2 separate regions of the Mus musculus genome follow, and region 1 is linked to region 2. A link is a contact called in ENCODE POLR2A ChIA-PET data. All regions are on one chromosome and are shown on one strand. The core of a region is the stretch at or near the end of the contact, and the rest is flanking DNA. Distances in the headings are between cores, read along the strand shown.

Evidence for each region. ChIA-PET counts read pairs that join two places held with the same protein, here RNA polymerase II (POLR2A).
Region 1: POLR2A ChIA-PET joins it to region 2 with 19 read pairs in Patski. The contact joins the promoter of Cnbd2 here to the promoter of Cep250 in region 2. POLR2A ChIA-PET finds 5 or more read pairs at or near these places in 2 of 5 experiments (Patski and embryonic stem cell).

What each region holds. Positions count from the first base shown.
Region 1 is chr2:156,309,566-156,316,022 of GRCm38, forward strand. It overlaps Cnbd2 (cyclic nucleotide binding domain containing 2), which reads left to right and starts at 2,908. Exons shown (of 13, transcript NM_027585.2): 1 at 2,908-3,234. The coding sequence starts at 2,968. Scand1 (SCAN domain-containing 1) reads right to left here and starts at 3,139. Exons shown (of 2, transcript NM_020255.3): 1 at 2,937-3,139; 2 at 2,281-2,837. The coding sequence starts at 2,783. The coding sequence ends at 2,355. Phf20 (PHD finger protein 20) reads left to right here. Exons shown (of 18, transcript NM_172674.2): 18 at 1-388.
Region 2 is chr2:155,952,956-155,959,100 of GRCm38, forward strand. Cep250 (centrosomal protein 250) reads left to right here and starts at 3,603. Exons shown (of 33, transcript NM_001130000.1): 1 at 3,603-3,702.

The DNA.
Region 1 (6,457 bases), core at 1,658-4,157, 360 kb after region 2:
CAGTTCTTCCCTAACTTAAAGCCATGTTGAGGGGCTCCACTCCCAGTTCCTGGGTCAAAGTGAATTCACCCCTAAGTTGGAGCACTGGAATCTGTTGCAAACAATGTTATCATTTAGAAAGATGTGCACTACCTATGTTCTGTCTGTTAAAAAAACCTATCCACCTATAGAAAGTCACCTTGACAAAACAGTTCTGGTTTGATCAGTCATTCTTTAGTATGTATGCAAGGTGGATCCTGGCTGAGCCAACATTGCACTGTGGATACGTATCTGTGTTTACACGCTATTAGACAGAAGGCACTGTACATATGAGTGTTGCTTTCAAGCAATATTTGCAAAACATGCAAACTTCTGTATCTGGAAAAATAAAAACAGGTTCTTGTTGCTATGTGTCAGTCACATTACTGAAGTATAAAAGGTTGTGGGCTTTGTTGGTTTAGTTTAGTCTCACTATATAGCCCTGACTGGCCTAGAACTCCCAGAAATCCCGTCTCTGTTCCAAGTGCTGGTTTTAAAGTCCTGTACCACCACACCTGGTTGTTCTTTAAACAAAGTCTTGCAATGTAGTCCAGGCTGGCCTTGAGCTTATGCAACCCAAAGTTGGGCTTCAAACTTAAAATGATCCTGTCTTGGTCTCCGAGTATACCACCATAACCCAGCAAGGATTAAATGTTTTATGCATTATGGTGAGCTTGAGGCCAGCCTGGTCTACAGAGCGAGTTCGGAGACAGCCAGGGCTACATAGAGAAACCCTGTCTTAAAAAATAAAGTGCCGGGGGCTGGAGAGATGGCTCAGCGGTTAAGAGCACTGACTGCTCTTCTGAAGGTCCTGAGTTCAAGTGTGGCTCACACATTGCAGTGGAAGCTGCAGGTTTACTGCATTTTTGGTTGCTGGACACAGTGCAAGGCAGGACAGGCTGTTTCCCTAGACTGAGACTTACCTACTGCGTTCAACAAACCCAGGCTTCCTATAGACCTGAACTACCCCTCAACTAACACCCATGCCTGGGCAGAATCCTCAAAACTGGTTGTCTTCATTTCATTGCAAAATTCAAACAGGAGCCTCACAGTAAGTTCGTATTACTCATGCATTCCAGGCTCATCCCGGGGGAAACCATTGAGCAGGTGGAACATTGGAGATTGAGGAGTTTACTCATTGGTTTAAAAAATGGGGCAGAGAGGGAAGTCTTGCTCACAAGTGTGCCTCACTCCAGGGAGTTCTCTCACAGAGGAAGTTCATGAGAGGCTGATAAAGGAGAGGAATGGGCATCGGTGTCAAGGAGTCCGAAGTCCGAGGCGTCTTTTCATGATACACATTTCCGTCATGGCCATTGGTTTGTTTTTAAGGTCATGAACGCTAAATAGTTTTATGCAAAACATTTCTCAAATGACCAACACGTGTATATAGAAAGACAGGAGGCCCTGACCCATATAGGTTAAGGCAAGGAAACATGCCGAGCCTTCTCAGTCCCTGTCACAGGACACTGGATACTCTGTGTGTGTGTCTAACAAATGTGAAAGTAGAGGTCATATGAGATGGAGAAGTTAAGTGGAAATTATGTAAAGTACACATCAACTTCTCAAAAGAAAAACTGAGAAAAGCTGTTTTCAAAAAAAAAACTTACCAGGTAACCGTTGGAAGAAGAGGCTATTTCCAACAAGATTACTGGGAAAACACTGTTGTCCAGTTGTACTGATTCCAGTTACTGATCTTTAAGCATAAAGTGAAACGAGAGTTCGCTTTCCTTGGCAATATCAGTTCTGTTGCTTGAGTTTGTTTTTGAGAGGGTCTACATAGCCCTGGCTGGAACACACTATGTAAAAACCAGGCTGGCCTCAGAGACCCTCCTGCCTCTGCTTCCTGAGTGCTGAGGTTTAAAGTATGAGTCACAACAACCAACTAAATAAAGCATTTAATAGGGCCAGTTATTTTACTGCTCAGCTTCGAAACCGCTGTGTACTGCCATCTGCTGAAGCTCGGATACTAGATAGTGTGAGGCAGAGGGGAGAATAGAAGGCTAGAAAACTGAAACCTCATTAACATGGCCTTTTGCAAAACAAAACTCATGCAGGTTTAGAAAAACTGAATGTGGTCTAGATCTAGGTAGATTTCCTGCCTAAGGGCACAGCTTCGCGCAAATGCAGTGGTCCAGGAATAGCTAATCAAAAGCCTTAATCTTACAGGTTCCCAGAATCCTCTAGCTATCAGCTGGAAAGGTGGGCAACAAGTTCGTAAAATAAACCCAATAAATAAAGAACGAACGCAAGACACAGCAGACATGGGAGCTGTCAAAATTCAACTTTTATTAACTCAGGGGTAGGGTGTCAGTCCAGGGAGCCCCAGGCTCCGCCGCTCAGCCGGTGATGCGCACGTCCGCGCGGCGCCGCAGCCGCCGAGCCCGGGCCGCCTCCGGTAGAATGGCCTGCAGCTGCTCCTGCACCAGCATCTCCACGATCTGCTCCTTGGTGCGGATGTCCGGCCGCAGCCACTGGCGGGACAGCTCCCGCAGCTGCCGGAAGGCTTCCCGGGGCCCGGCCGCGTCCTGGTAGCGAAACTGCCGGAAGCGCTGGCGAAAGGTCTCGGGGCCGGGCCGAGAGGCTCCGGGCCGCAGGGCGGCGTCAGCGTAGGGCGCCGTGTTCAAAGCTGCGGGCGCGCCGGGGAGCTCCGGGGCCGGGGAGCTCCCGGAATCGGGCGACGGGGCCGCACAGTCGCCGGCTCCTTCCTGCTGCTCGGGAGGCGCCGCGGGGCTTTGGGGGTCCTGGCTGGGCTGCGGCGCCGCCATGACTACGGCTGTTGGCGTCCCCCTTTGTTTCGCAGTCCGGCGCCTCGCCTGCGTCTGCACCGGAAGGAGGTAACAGAGGGCCGCTGAAGGGCAGGGCCCGGGCACCCCAGCGGGACGCGGACTCAGGACAGGCTGCGGGCAAGCCCAGCTTACCTCGACCCGCGAAGCTCCTCGGTGGCCGGAAATGAACCGATCCGCGAATCCGGAAGCCGCCTCCTCTACCAGTCACGTGAAGTTTGATCTGGGGAAGTCCGTAGACATCAGCTCTACTGACACTAAGGATGGCGGCACTGCAAGGTCCCCATTGGAGCCGGCGGACAAGTCGGACACGACAGAGTCGAAATCTGAGTCGGGATCGGATTCCAGATCAGAGGAAGACAAGGAGAGTCCGGCCTCGATTAAGGAGATAAAGGCGGAGACACCCCAACCGAAGGACCGCCCTGGCGTGCAGGTGACCTGCGCCTCCTAGGGTAGATGCTGGTCCCTACTTGACCAGGCAGGATCTGGGGGTAGCGCTGACAGTCCTGGGTAAAGGAGGGTGATGGTTGGCTAGGGGATTGTCGGAGCTTGGGCGGATGCCCTGGGTGGGACAGCGGGACAGGGGCTCCAATTACTTTTAAAAAGATCTCTCAAGCCCGTAATCCTAGAGCTAAAGGACACCTCCTGAGCTATAAATTGAGCTGAGAATCTCATTAAACACACACACACACACACACACACACACACACACACACACACACACACACACATATACTGTCGCCTGCATAGGTGCAATTGATTTCACTTTATTTTGAGAAGGACAAAGTATTTGGGCAAGAGTCTTCAGACTTTCCTGCCCCCAAACAAGTGCTCAGGGCTTCTTTGTCATTGTTTTTGCTTGTCCTCGAAAACCAAGAGAAAGAGATTCAGTGGGTACTACTTTAACTTTAAGATTAATAAGTGGGGGGCTGGAGAGATGGCTCAGTAGTTAAGAGCACTGACTCCTCTTCCAGAGGTCCTGAGTTCAATTCCCAGCAACCACATGGTGGCTTACATCTACAATGGGCTCTGATGCCCTCTTCTGGTGTGTCTGAAAAGAACAGCGGTGAATACATAAAATAAGTAAATACATCTTTGAAAAAAGTTTAATAAGTAAACTGTAATTAACGATGTCCCAGATGGTGGCCATTAGCTTCTTGTATTTACTGAATCTTTGAAAGGTAAATACCCCGAAATTGAGATGTATTAAAATGTAGAATTACGCATGTGTCTGTAGGAAAAGAAAAATATTTTGTATTTATTACATATTTGAGTATGTTATGTAATTTTGTATATATGGGGGTCAAATAAACTATATTATTAAATTTTACCTGTGTCTTTTTACTTTTAAAATACAACTACTTTGAAATTTTTAAATTACACATACAGTTTATAGTATATCTTTGTTGACTAGCTGCTGTCTAGAGTGTCGGAATCAGGTGTCAGGAAACATCTTTTCTTTGCTTTAACACCCCCAGCAATAAATAGTGCCTGCCTCACAGTTGTCAGGTGGAGTAAATCAAGCTCTGGAAAAGACAGAGCTTTCAGAGCTAGGGAGATGGAGCGGTTGGTAAGGATGCTTGGGATGATGGGATGAGATGAGCGTGGTACCCAAGCATTGTGAGTCCACAGCTCTGGGCAGCCCACGAAGTTCTAGGCTTCTATCCTCCTCCGGACAACTAAGTCTTCCAGAATGACCGGGTTCATTCAGCTTCTCTTGGCTTCTGACTGAATTGCTCTGCTTGGCCTCATACTAACTTTGGCACTCTCCTCCTCCCCCTCCTCCTCCTCCTCCTCCCCCTCCCCCTCCTCTTCCTCCTCCTCCTCTTCCTCCTCCCCCTCCTCCCCCTCTCCCCTCCTCCTCCTCCTCCTCCTCCTCCTCCTTCTTCTTCTTTTCTTGAGACAGGGTTTCTCTGTATAGCCCTGGTTGTCCTGGAACACACTCTGTAGACCAGGCTGGCCTTGAACTCAGAAATCCACCTGCCTCTGCCTCCCAAGTGCTGGGATTAAAGGCGTGAGCCACCACACCCGGCTCTTGGCACTCTGTTCTAATCTTCTGGCTCATTCTGTCTTCACCTATGTCTGTCAAACTGTCCTGTTAAACTGCCAAAAACCCAACACACCACCACACCTTTTTTTCCCTCTCTGCTCTTAAGTAGTCTCTTTTCCAGTGCTGCTCTCCTGTGAGTTGGGCATGTCCAATCTCTGACTCATCCTGTCAAATCTTTCTCTGATTCAACACTTTGTCTGCCCCTTAATTTTAGATGTCACTTTCAGACCAACCTGCTTCCTTCTATAAACTAACCTTCCTTACCATCATTGTTAAGAGATTAAGGTATGTACTAAGGGATTAAAGGAATGTCATTCCAGCCGGATCACATAGACCTAGAAGGCCTTTGGATGTGATCCCTCGCTGGAGCAGCCATGTTGCTGGATTAAAATTCTACAGGTGCTTGCTGTGTAAGCATGAGGGCTTGAATCTCCCTGTGCCCATGAAAAAGCCAGGCATGGCTGAGCTGGCCTACACCTTAACGTTGGGCCCAGGTAGAGATCAAAAGAACTGCGTGGTTAGCCTATCCAATACGTACTTCTAAATTCAACTTGAGACCCTATCTCAAGGCAATGAGGAGAGTAATAGAGTAGAGCGCCCTCTTCTGGCATCTTCATACCTGTACACTCGCATGGATCACACACACACACACACACACACACACACACACACACACACACACACACACACACGTTTTCATTAGGTCAGGTCCATTGCCTTCAGCCTCTTGAGCTACAGGTGTTGCTGTTTTAATCTATAAAATAAAAAATCTGAATGCAAGAACTTGAGTGGAAAAGAGGAATAAAAAGAAAAGAACATGACTGTGGTTCCTAGGCACAGTGGAGGGGAAGGTCTAGTATAGATAACAGGGAAAGCATGGCCACAGTCAGAGACCCTGAGGGAGGCCAGAGGGGACATCATCCTGAGCCATGAGGAGAGAGAGGAGGGGGAAGGCAGAACCAGGTACCACAGCCAGAAAGCCCAAAGGTCCGAAGCCAGCAGGTAACCAAAATGGCTGTATGATACAGGGAAGAGCCTCTGGGGGAAGGGCAGCCTTCCCCGACTGGGCTGTAGAGTTCGGGGTAGGGGTCAGGGTATACAAGCCAGGAGGACTGTAATAGGCAGGGCTGAGGGATGCTGGGTGGACCTGGTGGCCAGGTTCTCTTTGACATGTTAAATAGGCAACTCAACCATCTGTCCTGGGTTTGAGACTTTCAGAACTAACCTCATGGAAGTTTCTATGAAAATTCAGATGGTGCCAGCAAAAGTATAATCTCTGATGCCCCCTTGGCAGGTGGTATATTCTGTTTGACTCCCAAAAAAGTTTTGTATCTCCGTTTTCCAGAAAGGGACAGGGGCTTAGTCAGGGTTTCTGTAGCTGTGACAAAAAAATCAACACCAATAAGCAACTCGGAGAAGAAAGGGTTTATTCAGCTTACACTTCCACATTACTGTCCATCACCAAAGTTAGGACAGGAATTCAAACAGGGCAGGAACCTGGAGGCAGGAGCTGATGCAGAGGCCACGGAGGGGTGCTGCTTACTACCTTGCTTCCCTTAAGCTTGCTCACCCTGCTTTCTTATAGAATCCAGGACTACCAGAACAA
Region 2 (6,145 bases), core at 2,353-4,852:
ATGGTACCTGGCATATTCCTGGAATCAGGGCACCTGGTAAGTCTGTTTGTAGACTCACATACAGGCTCTCCAGCAGGGATCCCCGAATCAGCCATGAGGATGGAGACAGAGTACTATATGGTCTGGGATTCTAGTGATTCAGTCTCCCAGACCAGGCATGGTGATGGTGATGCCAGCCTGTAAGTTCAACACTTGGGAAGCTGAGGCAGAAGGATCCTGAGTTTAAGATCAGCTTGGACTGTGTACTTAGACTCTGTCTGAAAAATAAATGGGCTGGTGAAATGGCTCAATGGCTAAAAGTGCGTGCCACTTAGCATGATGACTTAAGTTCAGTCCCTGGAACCCATACAAAGCTGGAGACCATGGCTAGTATACTTTTAATTCCAGCACTCCTGCAGGAAGATGGAAGGGGGACACAAGAGAATCACTGAGAAGTCCCCAGGCCAGCTAGCCTACAATACACAGCAGAGCAGCAGAAATCAGAGAGACAGCCTCAGCAAGAAGGACGAAAGAATGTCTGGAAAAGTTGGGCTTTGACCTCCAAACAAGTGCCATGATACACGCACGCTTTCACTACTGCACAAGAGTATGCACAGACAAGCACCATAAAAGATGCACTCTTTCACTCCTGTATACACACACCAAGGCACAGACAAAAACCATGATGCATAACACGTTCACTCCTGCACACACACACATGCACAAACAAAATAACTGTAAAATTAGCATAGACATGAATGGTTCCCCCTTTACAAAGGCCAATGATTACTGTTTGGTTTTGATTTACTAACTCATTGGTCCCTTTTATAGGTATATTTGGTAATTTGAAACCTATGGCCACTCCCTAAAGTATGCTGTTTGCTGATGGATTTTCTGTTTTCATTTTTGACAGAATCTCGTGAACCCCAGGCTAGCCTTAAAACTCTTTACGTAGCCGAGAATACCTTTGAATTTCTGATATTCTTTTCTCCACCTCAAGTGCTGGGGTTATAGGCCTGTCCACCATGCTCAGATCTATCAGATCTAGGGCTTCACAGTGCTAGACAAACACAGGAACAACTGAGTGACACCCCGTACCCTACCCCTGTGATGGATTTTTATCTCAGTAACTTTTTTTAAAAAATGGTTTTAGAGCTTTATTGTAGAAGGCAGAGAGAAAGAGAGAAGGTAGAGAGAGAGAGAGAGAGAGAAAGAAAGAAAGAAAGAAAGAGAGAGAGAGAGAGAGAGAGGGAGGGAGGGAGGGAGGGAGGGAGGGAGAGAGAGAGAGAGAGAGAGAGAGAGAGAGAGAGAGAGAGAGAGAGAGAGAGAGAGAGAGGCTGGCCATGGCCATGTGGAAAGAAGGGGAGAGGGAGGGAGAGAAGGAGGGCTAGAAATGAGAGTAAGAAGGGTGAGAGCTTAAAGAGCAACTTTTTAAAAAAAAAACTATGAGGATGACTTGACTTATACAGTTCAATGGATACTTACTCAATGCCTATGAGACTATACATGAAGCATTCAGAATAACTCACTCTCACAAGTTTATGAAACTTAAATTTCAGAGAGGAAACATGTGAAAACAATAAGTCAGTAAATAAAAGGCAGAATTTCTATGAAAGAAACAAGAAACCATGATGGGAAAACATAGAGTAAGTTTTATTTCTCAAAAATTATCTTGTTGCCTGGCAGTGGTGTCTTTGCCTCTAATCCCAGCACTTTGGTGGAACAACCAGGGCTACACAGAGAAGCCCTATTTTGAAAAACCAACCAACCAACCAACTAACCCCAAAAACCTAAAACGTTTAAAAAGCTATAGGGTGTTTATCTCTGTTCCCTAGCTCTCTCCTCTCTTTCCCTTCTCCCTGCCCGCCAACCCCCAACCCCGTGTATAATTCAGAATGTTCTGGAACTCCTCCTGTAGACCAGGCTCTAACTCAGAGATCTGCCTGCCTCTGTTTCCCCAGGGCTGGGTGTAAAGGCGTGTGCCTCCACTGTTCAGCTGTCTGGCTCTCTCATGTTCACACCACCTCACACCACCTATACATTAATTAGTTCACTCAACACTTCTGGGCATCTGTTTTGTATCAGATGGCCTTGTACTGTGTGCTAGAGTCACAGATGCCCAAGAAGGACTCTGTCTCGTGTAGTTCCCATAGTGCATAATCATCTGGGGTATTTGCAAGAATGCAGATTCCTGGCTTCACCTTTGGTCTACTGAGTCTTCAGGAATTGAATCGAAGTGTCAAGTCCCACCTCGTGTCTTGGTATATACTGAGATGATTCATTTCTTTGTTTTTGCTTATTTGTTTGTTTTGTCTCTACTAAAATTATAACCAACTGGGAATCAAATAAAAATTTAATGCTGGCCTGGAGAGATGGCTCAGGGGTTATATAGCAGTGACTGCTTTTCCAGAGGTCCTGAGTTCAATTCTCAGCAACCTCATGGTGCTCACAACCATCTGTAATGGGATCGGACGCCCTCTTCTGGTGTGTCTGAAGACAGCTACAGTGTACTAATATAAATGAATAAAAAATTCACACACACACAAAAGAAAGAAAGAAAGAAAGAAAGAAAGAAAGAAAGAAAGAAAGAAAGAAAGAAAGAAAGAAAGAAAGAAAGAAGGGAGGGAGGGAGGGAGGAAGAAAGAAAGGAGGGAGGGAGGGAGGAAGAAAGAAAGAAAGAAGGGGAAGAAGGAAGGGAGGGAGGGAGGGAGGGAGGGAGGGAGGGAGGGAGGGAGGAAGGAAGGAAGGAAGGAAGGAAGGAAGAAAGAAAGAAAGAAAGAAAGAAAGAAAGAAAGAAAGAAAGAAAGAAAGAAAGAGAGAAAGAGAGAAAGAGAGAAAGAGAGAAAGAGAGAAAGAGAGAAAGAGAAAGAAAAGCCGGGCAGTGGTGGCGCACGCCTTTAATCCCAGCACTTGGGAGGCAGAGGCGGGCGGATCTCTGAGTTTGAGGCCAGCCTGGTCTACAGAGTGAGTTCCAGGACAGCCAGGGCTACACAGAGAAACCCTGACTCGAAAAACCAAAATAAATAAATAAATAAATGAAAAAAATCAATGCTAAGAAAATGCGTCAATAATGATTGTACAATATATTATCAAAATAACTCCCCGTTCCTAGCGGAACGCAGTCAAGTAGCGGTAGTCATAACCGGACAAAGTAGCCAACGACACAGTTGTTTGCGAATGTTCTGTTTCCTGGGGCTGCGTGGAGGATCAGTAAAGATCTAAAGCTGAGACATTCGTTTGCCCAGATTTAACTGGAGCTAGGTGCTTTCACCCAGTTACTGTACTTGGCTTTGTTGGTGAGACAGTGCGCAGGTGCACCGAGACCTTGGCTACACGCATGCGCAGTACTTAACTCTGAAGCCACAGGCGGGAGCTTACGGGCGAGTGTTTCTTCTCCACCTCAGAACGTTCAGTGCTAGAATTCAGAGACGGTGACTGTCTTTACTTTTGGAGAGCGACCTTGGTCTCACTATATCCCCCCCTTTCCTTTTGGGCTTCTCTAGTAAGTTGGCTGCCAGTACTTAATATGGCGAGAGGTTTGCAGCGGCGCACTCATTCCCGGCGCTCGGCTGGACTGGGCTGGGCGGTTCCCCACGAAAGGGCGGGAGTTTGACGGGCGGGGCCTGGCCTCCAGACTGAGGGCGGCCCCAGGCCGGGCCTGCAGGTTGCTGCAGCGGCCTCGGTAGCTGCGGAGCGCTTCGGGATCCCCGGGAACCGACTCTGGTGAGGTGGGCAGGGGCAGGCGGGAGGCGCTGAGCGTAACGGTCCGAGGTCCAGGGCCTGGGCGCCCGCGGGGATGTCGCCTGGACAGCGGCTTCCTGTATCCCGGGAGGCACCCCGGGCCCAGAGAGGGGCTGGGACCTGTCCCAGTGGTCGGGGCCTGCCTGCCTCAGTTTCCTGCTGCAGCCGCCGCCCAGAGAACCTCACACTCGGGTGGCCCACTGTCGTAGCCCGGAGCTGACGGGATGAGATGCTGCGCGCCCTGCGGATCACGCTCCGTGCACCCGGGAGTTTTGCAGCGCCCTGTGCTCATACGGCTTTGCATGTGATCTTCCCCTGAAAGTCCGCTCTCAGCCCACTGCCCCATTATCAGAACTTTGATTTTTCAGAACTCAAAGATCACTTCTTTAAAAATCTTTCTTGAGGCCTGCTCCAGGCTCAACTGATCAGATTCTTGCCTTTTGCGAACTTTGCCCAAGTCAGTGTTCTGCCACTCTTTCTTGTTCTGGGCTTGTTAGAAATCATGTCCTTTTTTTTCAACTCTTATGCCCTATGATGACTACTAGTAACTAAAAAAAAGTTACTGAATAGTCGAAAGATGACAGCTCTATTAAATGCATTACCTACAAAGGCCCCTTTAATCCATGCAGCGATCTATGGTGTGCGTTCTGTATATTCACGTTTTATGCACGAAGAAACAAGCACTTATAAATCAAGTTTCACAATGAGCTAGAACCCCCTACGAATATTATGACTTAACTAGATTGCCTTTAGTTTGCTGTTTATACGTTAGCCTGTAAGATATGGAGGTCAGGGTTGCAACTCACGTTTCAATAAAAGGGCTGCTTTTTTTTTTAACCCAGCGTCTTATGCAGCCAGTCAGTGTTGAGATTTCAGGCCTGTGAGTCTAGGCTGGGCCCTGAGAAAGCTTATGAAGTAGGATTGATAATATTACCAAATCGATAGTTTTCTTAACAAAAATCAAGGCCAGCTCTGCACTGTCTTACTGGTACATCTACACCCTGTGCTGCAGGAACATATTGTCACATTTTGCTCAAATTACCTCAGAAAGCTTCAGGTGTGGATGTCATTAATTCATTCCCCTTAGGAAATGCTCTGCAGTGCTGTGAGTTTTATATTTTTTGATTTTGGCAGCTAATGAAATGAGAATAGAATTTGGAATTGAATTAGACTTTGATTTCCGCTTTGCTACTAACCAGTTGCGCCTGGTGGACACGTGAAGGCTATAGAGGACGTTGTGGAGATGTCTTTAGCCTTCGTGTGGGTTAGAATCATTAGGCCAACTCCTTACCTGTGGAACCATGCTCCCATGTAAAAAATATTTAGTTTTAAGCCGGGTGTGGTGGCGCACGCCTTTAATCCCAGCACTTGGGAGGCAGAGGCAGGCGGATCTCTGAGTTTGAGGCCAGCCTGGTCTACAAAGTGAGTTCCAGGACAGCCAGGGCTACACGGAGAAACCCTGTCTCGAAAAACAACAAACAAACAAACAAAAAACAACAACAAAATTTTGTTTTAATTATGTGTATGGGGGCAGCAGAGTGGATACAAATGCAGGTATCAGAGCTGTAGACCTCCTGGAACTGAGTTAGAGGCAGCTGTTAGTATGTGATGAGAACTGAATTTGCATGCCCTGCAAGAGCAATCTGGCCTCAAACTCAGGGATCTACTACCTCCTGCCTCCCACTCGCAGGGATCAAAGGAGTGCACCATCATGTCCAGCTTACATTGCCATTTTCTGAATCCTACTTTTCTTTCATCCTTTCCTTTTTTTTTTTTTTTTTTTTTTTTTGAGACAGGGTTTCTCTGTGTAGTCCTGGCTGTCCTGGAACTCACTCTGTAGACCAGGCTGGCCTCAAACTCAGAAATCCGCCTGCCTCTGCCTCCCAAGTGCTGGGATTAAAGGCGTGCACCACCACGCCTGGCTCATCTTTTTTTCTCTTTTTTGGGATTTTATTTATTTTTATTTCATATGTATGAGTGCTTTGTATGTGTGTCTGGGGGCATTAGAAGTTGAAGAGACCCTTGCATCCTCCAGGTAGTTACAAGTCACACATAGTCACGCCTGCCTCTGCCTCCCAAGTGCTGGGATTAAAGGTGTGCGCCACCACGCCTGGCTGAGGACAGTAATCTTAATCCCTCTAAGTTTTTACTTTGTGGTAATGGAAGTTGCAGCTGATTATTGTACGCGTGAAACACTATCCATTGTTTATGATCTTACTTTTGCTCTGTGAACAGCTGTGGAGCTGCCGACATTTTGTAAAGCTGTGTTGGTGATCAGAAGGATCACGTTACTTAATGTTGTTCATATAATGGCATAATATATAACGGCACTTCATACACCAGGTCTGTTTCACGAGCTGGGAATGCAGCACTGACTCAAACAATGTTAGTTGGGGTGTGTGTGTGTGTGTGTGTGTGTGTGTAT